Regions from separate parts of the Homo sapiens genome. Here regions 1 and 3 are each linked to region 2. The links are chromatin loops, found by intact Hi-C in ENCODE. Cell type or tissue: IMR-90. All regions are shown on one strand.

The links. Hi-C counts contacts between places; a loop is a spot of excess contacts. Peaks named below come from ENCODE experiments on the same cell type or tissue, not always from the same donor. Only the 100,000 strongest peaks of a DNase experiment are listed, where the experiment ranks them.
Region 1: it touches region 2 in a loop (2.6-fold over the local background); 10 of 110 quality-filtered maps call a loop at or near these places.
Region 3: it touches region 2 in a loop (5-fold over the local background); 74 of 110 quality-filtered maps call a loop at or near these places.

What each region holds. Positions count from the first base shown.
Region 1 is chr10:3,905,461-3,907,960 of GRCh38, reverse strand. No RefSeq gene overlaps it. Among named protein-coding and RNA genes, the nearest start is that of LINC02660, 5.3 kb to the left of the region's middle. In IMR-90, no CTCF peak of the experiment used is centred here; DNase peaks (open chromatin) are centred at 240, 1,070 and 1,310; H3K4me3 peaks cover 415 bases; H3K27ac peaks cover 1,884 bases.
Region 2 is chr10:4,655,629-4,658,128 of GRCh38, reverse strand. MANCR (mitotically associated long non coding RNA) reads left to right here. Exons shown (of 4, transcript NR_024475.1): 3 at 404-528. It overlaps LINC00705 (long intergenic non-protein coding RNA 705), which reads right to left and starts at 1,973. Exons shown (of 3, transcript NR_015425.1): 1 at 1,809-1,973. In IMR-90, a CTCF peak has its summit at 1,348 (motif pointing right); a DNase peak (open chromatin) is centred at 1,358.
Region 3 is chr10:3,248,114-3,250,613 of GRCh38, reverse strand. All of the region lies in intron 2 of LINC02668 (long intergenic non-protein coding RNA 2668), which reads left to right. It overlaps LOC105376353 (mucin-5AC-like), which reads right to left and starts at 1,600. Exons shown (of 3, transcript NR_164119.1): 1 at 1,473-1,600; 2 at 1,054-1,283. RefSeq lists an enhancer at 675-1,874. In IMR-90, no CTCF peak of the experiment used is centred here; a DNase peak (open chromatin) is centred at 1,543; H3K4me3 peaks cover 454 bases; H3K27ac peaks cover 2,243 bases.

The DNA of each region.
Region 1 (2,500 bases), 750 kb after region 2:
GAAATGGTTGAACTTTGTTGTGTGTGAAGCATGCCTCAATAAGACTGAAATTATTATTATCCATCACTGTATAACAAACTATCCCAGGACATAGTGGCTTAGAACAACATACCTTTATGATCTCAGCTTCTTTGGGTCCGAGATCTGGCACAGCTCGGCTGGAACCTTCCACAGGCTGCAGCCAGCAGCAGCTGGGCTGTGGTCACCACATAGCTCAGCCAGGAAGGGGTCACTTCCAAGCCACAGGGCTGTTGGCCAGACGTGGCTGCTCACAGGCTGTTGGTTGGAGGCCGCCCTCAGGTCCCTGCCTCTCCATGGAAGCTTTCTACACCACGGCAGCTTGCTTCATGAAGCACCAACTCAGGAGGGCAGTGGAGCCTGCTACCTGGGCAATCACGTTTTGTAACCTAATAATTGAAATGAGACCCCTCACTTTTGCTGAGTTCTGCTGGGGAGAACAAAGTCACTAAGTCCAGCCCCCTCTCCAGAGGCTAGGGTACCCAAGGCTGGTGTGAATATCAGGGGACGGGTGTTATCGGCAGCTGTTTAGAAGTCTGCCCACCACAAATATATCTCTAAGGACCACCAGGAACATTTTCTCTAATGAAAAGTTTACTTTTCACACCTGTAAATTACCTGTAGAAAAACTTTAAAATGTTTAAAATGTACAAATACAAAGGGTCTTTTGGACCCAGACAGCACATGACAATTATGTTTTCAGGTGTGCTGACACCTCACTCTGCTGAGAGTTAAGTCTGTGAGTTGTCTCCACCAAGAGCTCCTCGTTTGAATCACCCTGCGAGAACTTTGCTTCCTTCAAGAACCCTCATTCATAAAAACAATGCATAGAATTTGAACACGTTGGTATTTTTTTTTTTAAAAAAAAAAAAGGAACTCAGTTTAGAAAACACCAAAAAGAACAAAGATGTGCAGTGAGGCTGGTGCCGCGTCACAGTGGCTCCAAAAGAATTCCTGGAGAGGTTGAGCGTGCAGAGGTCATGGTGTTCCTGCCCCGCTGCTGTATTTGGTTATAAACAAGCCAAAGGAATTGCTCAGGACACTGGCAAGTGTTTCCCCCGATGTTGCTTCTGCTGTTGTTCATTCATTTCTTTCCAAACAAAATCGAGAAAGCTGAATGCACATTTTGGTAATCAAAAGTTGTGGAGAAATAGGGAGTCTAAACCCTCCCTCTGGAAGTGAAGAGCTTCAACGATAACATTTGGCCGGTTTGTTTTCTCGTGTTTACTCGGTCCGTTACCATAGGAATGTTTTCATATACAAACACTAAGCCTTGGCAGGCGAGGCCCCTTCGGGTACCTAAGACCCCATCTGCTGCACGCAGGGCCTGAGTCTTCCATGCTTTCTCTGTGATTCAGTTTTAACAACATTACAGCTCACGACTCATAAATGCCTTAGATGATTGTTTGTTCGTAACAACACAGATTTTAAGAGATAGCGAGACAGTCAGCCTGAACCCAGAAGAATAATTTACCTTCAGCTCGCATGTTCAGAAGTCACTGTGGAACTCCCAATAGGTGAAATCTTGTTAGATCTCTGAATTTTAAGGTAAATCATATCAACCTTCAGATTTGAGAGAGATATGTAAACTAATACCGATTTTTGTAAAAGGATCTGAGGGATGCCTCATGTTGATGATAGACTGGCTTGGGCCTAGAAAGCCTATGTAGTGATGGTGTTTTTAACTGTGATTTGAATTGGTTTCGTACTCCCCCTTCCTCCTCCCCTTTCCACCCCGTCCCCCACCCCGCCCAGCCCTCGTGTCACTAACTAGCTGTGTGACTTGCAGGCATATCTGACACTCTGTGAGCATCTGTCCCTTCTCTACATTATGGTGGTGTTTTCTCCATGGGCTTTTTGTAAATACTAAACCAGAGAAGAAATCACTGCAGCCTGTTGCCTGTTCTCACTTTTCTCCCCCTTCTTTTTTTCCCCTAATCTTGCCTAAGAGAATTAGGTTCATTAAAGAATAGTAATAAGGAAATTACCCTATTGTGGCCATTTTGGCCAAAGCTGTAAGGCCCTGAGGCTATAATGTTCTCAAAACAATTTCTGTTTTCAAGGTATGTGGTCACCTAATCACTTCAATCCCCACCGGGGCCATAACAGAAGATTGCCACTTTGCTAATTTTACAGATAAAGAATCTGAAGAGAAACGAAGACGGGCAATTTAGAAACACAGCTGTCACTACAAAATTGAATCTACTTGTGTCTAAAAGTAACTGTGTATTCAATGCTTGGGCTCAAATAATAAAAGAAAGAAAAAGAAAAGAGAACAGAAAACTAAAAAGTTGTTGCATAGATAAGTGAGTGTTATGGCTAATACATTTTTGTCAATAAGCTTAAAAAATTGAGAAAATTATGCTTAGAAAATTATGTTTCTTTTTTTTTTGAGACGTAGTCTCACTGTGTCGCCAAGCTGGAGTGCAGTGGTGTGGTCTCAGCTCACTGTGACCTCTGCCTCCTGGGTTCAAGGAATTCT
Region 2 (2,500 bases):
GGAGCTATCCAGAAAAAGGCATTGTCATCATAGGAGATGCCAGCTTAATGCGTGACGTTGCCCCTGAAGACCTTCCAATGGGGCAAGAAATGTAGGTGGAAGACAGTGATAATGATCCTGACCCCGTGTAGGTGTAGGCTATTGTGTGGTTTGTGTTTTAGTTTTTAACAAAAAAGTTTAAAAATTAAAAAATTAAACAATATAAGAGCGCTTATAGAATACGGATATAAAAAGAGACAATATTTTTGTTCAGCTATACAGTGGATTTGTGTTTTCAGTGGAGTGTAATTACAAGAGTCAGAAAGTTAAAACAAAGTGAAAAGTTTATACTGTAAAAAAAGTTATAGTGGGCTAAGGTTAATTCATTATTGATGAGAGAAATTTTTTTGTACATTTTGTGTAGTCTAAGTGTACAGTGCTTGTAAAGTCTGCAGTAGCATACAGTAATGTCCAAGGCTTTCACATCCACTCACCACTCGCTCACTGACCCAGCCAGAGCAACTTCCAGTCCTGAAAGCTGCATTCATGGTGAGTGTCCTACACAGGTGCATCATTTTTATCTTTTATACCATATTTTTACTGTATCTTTTCTATGTTTAGATATGTAAATACCATTGTGTTACAATTGCCTACAGTATTCAGGACAATAACAGGCTGTACATGTTTGTTGCCTAGCAGCAGTAGGTGTGTAGTAGGCTCTTCTGTCTAGTTTTGTGAAAGTTCACACTATGATGTTTGCATAACAACAAAATCACCTATGGATGCGTTTCTCAGAATGTATCCCCATTGTTAAACGATGCATGGCTCTGTGTGTGTATGTGCAGGACTCTGTGTGTGTGGTATATGCATACCACATACGCACACATCCACACTATACTATGCACTCTACATATATACAACTACATAGGCAAATATAAAGCTGCATGTGCATAAATACACAAACAAACACACATACATATGTATAAAAGGTAATGTATTGATATTAATACTGACAATGTGTACTAAGCATATATTTATATACCCTTAAATGTATATTATTTTAATACATACTATATTATGTTATATACTAATACACTTTTTTAAAACTGAAAGAAATCTCGTTGCCAATTTGTGTTTCTAAATATGATGTCCATATTTTTTCTGATTTTATTACTATAGCTGTGATCACGTCATGTAACTTAATTTTGATGATGTTTCTCACAGTATAGTTTGAGGGTATCCAGCCTCAGATTATCTGAGGATGTAGCTCAAGATTTCCTAATTTTGCAAACAGCAAGCTTCCCAGGAGATTCTTAGATTCCTGCTAACAAAAGGCGGAGACTCACTGGACAGTTACTGAAGATAGACAGTAGGGGGCGGAAGGGCCCACGCTTCTTTGATATTGGTGGCTTTGGTTTTTCAGTGACGGGGGACACTTTGACTTCAGGTATGTTCTGCATTTAGAATTTTCAAATGAACGTTTCTTGTCTGTTCCCTTCTTTTTTCTGCCTCCAAACATAATGTCTATCATTGTAAAAGTAATAAAAAATCACTGAACAAAATTTGGAAAATACCAAATGAATAACAATAGAAATAAAGTAAAAAAAGAACCACTCAAATTCCCATCATCAAGAAATAAACATTCTGATAATATTTAATTTTATTTTCCTATATATATTGTGTGTGTGTATATATGTATGTGTATATATATACATATATTCAAAATGTATTATAACACAAAATGTATAAAATATATAATAGTATAAACAAAATTATATTATATATGTCATTTTCATGTCATATGTCAGATATAGCATATTAATACATACCCAGTTTTCTAAAATGCTGATCTCTTTGAAATATTCAATTATCAATTGTGTTTCTTTCCTCACTGAAGTTCCTTTTTACGACTTTTGGTAGTGAAGAGATAAAGTTCATTACAAAACATGCCAGGCTTAAGCAATTTTCCAAAGGGATTAACGAATTGCAGTGGCCGCAGGCTATGTAAAAATTTTTAAAAGGTGGTGTCTCTCATATTCTTCAGCATAACTTGGGTCACAGAAACCCAGGCATAAAAATTCATTGTGAACTCATATTCTACCATGGCCTGACACTGGTAAGTTATTTTGTTGCAAAAGCCTTAAGCAATTTGAGATGTCGAAGCACGTTTTCAAGAGTTAGCACATCTCCATTGTCTATAAACTGCATGCATATTTTATGCCTAAAAAATATTTCATCTTCTGATTTTCTAGCTTTCTTCTGCAGGTTGTTTTTTTTTTTTTAGAATATTTTTCAATCATTTTAATTCTCTATTGTAAAACTTGGAAATCTCTACTTATGGACTGCCAAGAACAGTCTGAAATTAAATCAATTTACTCTCACTCTTAGTGAATATTTTGGGAGTGCTAGGTATTGAATGTGTCCCCCAAAAGTTCATGTGTTAGAAATGTAATCCTTCTGCCCCTATGATGAGATGAATGGATGAATGAGGGCTCTGTTCTCATGACGGGATGAATGTTGC
Region 3 (2,500 bases), 1.4 Mb after region 2:
GTGATCCACCTGCCTCGGCCTCCCAAAGTGCTGGGATCACAGGAGTGAGCCACTGTGTCCAGCTCATTTCCTCATTTATAAACGGGGGTGTCTGCCTGCTCTTCTCATAGGATTTTTGTGAGAATCAAATAAGGCAAAAACACTTAGTAAATTTTGCAGCTCTGCGGAAAGTATGGACTTAACACGAAGCTCTGTGATTATTATTTCTTAGACACATATGTTCACAAATGCTGGTCGATACTGTCTTCCTTGTGTCTGTTGCCTCCGTGTGTGATGTTTGAGCCTTTAGCCACGAGAGGAAAATGAGTAAGACCAGAGATTTGTGGACAAGCCCATCACCCTGGGGGGCACACCAGGCTCCAGCCAAAGGTGGGATAAAAGCCCTTTGCAAAAATGATGATGATGACAATAAGGTGTCTAAGTCACAAAGCATGACTGCACTTTCCTCTTCACTGTGAGGACCAAATATTCATTTTATACATGGCTATGTTCCATGTGTAACTATATATATAGCAAAACATGTTTGACAGTAAGGTTACTATATCCAAAAGACTCCTAGCCTCACACCTATTCAGCTATGGACTCCTGTGATCAAACGTTTGCAGCAAGAAATGTTCTTAAATCTGTAACGTTAAAATAGTTGCTTGAGTAACTTCAGAGGCTCAACTAATCATTCAATTGCTATCGATCACCCTACTAGCTCCAATACTTACACCTGGTGCAGACTGGCCCTTGGAAGAAGCTCTTAACTGAAAATAGCAATGAAGAGACACAACTCAATTGCACTTTCTAACTAGATTTCTATAAAAACCATTTAACTAGTAACTAAACATCACTGTGTAGTTTTAGAAAATTCAATCTAGCCAGCGAACGCAAGTAGTTTTACAGGCTTAGGAAACCAAGTGCTGCTTTGCCTCTCAGAACGGCTTGTTTTTGTCATTTATATTGCTGTGGTTTTAATATCAAATTACTTGATTTTTGAATGTCACAATACTCTCTGGTTTTTATATGAATAAAAGTAATGAAAGAGAAATCTATTAAATCAGATCTCACCTTACAAAATATTTGTATTTCCGAGAAGTTTCAGGTCAAACATGTTCTACTTTAAACAAACTGGGCCAGATTTACTGTTCCAGGGAATTTGCATTGAATCATTCAAATAAACAGTCATTACCCACTTCTCATTTATTCCCTATGAAACGGTGTCCTTTAACAATTTTTAAATTGCAGTCACAAGCCTTATTTTGTCCTTTTTTGGTAAAGTATTTTGCTCCAGGGTTTTTCTATACAGAGAGAGAAAACAAGTTGAATTAGAGAATTGTGTAAGAAAACATTCCTCTTGCTGAAGCTTAATTTTTAAACACTGAGTCTGTGGGAAGTGAAAACTGTTTTATCTGAGCAACTGTGAAAGCACAATAATCTTAAACTGAAATTTGGGCTGGAGCATCTCGGAGATGGAGGACCACACCTACCTCATCATTTCTTCCAGGACTCTCCTTGGTTTCTACGAAAATGACCAGACATCCATGCTGATGACAGAGCAGAAACCACAGCAAAGTGAGCTGAGTCACCGACTCCATTAACTACTCTCCAGATTGTTACTTACTCACAGGGAAAAAAAAAAAAATCAGGGAGAACAAATCTTTGCAAACTGCCCTAATCCCAGGCTTGTGTCAAGCAAATATATTGTGGAATGAGTTCTTTCTTAAAGTAAGAATAGATTTACAGCACATGATTGGGGTGAAATACTGAAAAAATACAATTTAACCTCATAAAGGGAAAGCAGTAAAAAGCTTAGAGGTCTTCATTCACCAACGCAGCAGCTCAGAGGCATGAAACCTAATAGAGGAAATTGAATCTAATATTCACTTTCTCCCGTGCCTGACTTCCTTCTAGCCTCTGTATTATTCATTCCATCTTTTTAAGAATGGAAACAGCACAGGCCTGTATGTTTCCTGCTAGGAAAATGCTTACTGGACGGATACAAATGTTGGCTCTGTTTTACTACTAAAAACACTACTTATATTAAAAATATTTTTTAAAATACAGAAAAGGAAGGAAGAAAGAATGGGAGGGAGAGAGGGAGGAATGGGAGGAAGGAAGGAATGTATTTGATGGAAAAAAATCTCATTTTCCCACTTGACATTTTAAAAGGTGATTCAAATAAATATAAATCTTAATAAATATTTTTAATTTTTTTTTTTTACAAAATCTGTGACTCAATTTCTTCTTCTTCTTCTTTTTTTTTTTTTTTTCCAGTTGGAGTCTCACTCTGTAGCCCAAGCTGCAGTGCAGTGGTGCGATCTTGGCTCACTGCAACTTTCACCTCTGGGGCTCAAGCGACTTTCCTGCCTCAGCCTCCCAAGTAGCTGAGACTACAGGTGCATGCCACCACACCCAGTTCATTGTTTTGTATTTTTAGTAGAGACGGGATTTCATCATGTTACCCTGGGTGGTCTGGAACTACTGAGCTCAGGCGATCCACCCACCTCAGCCTCCC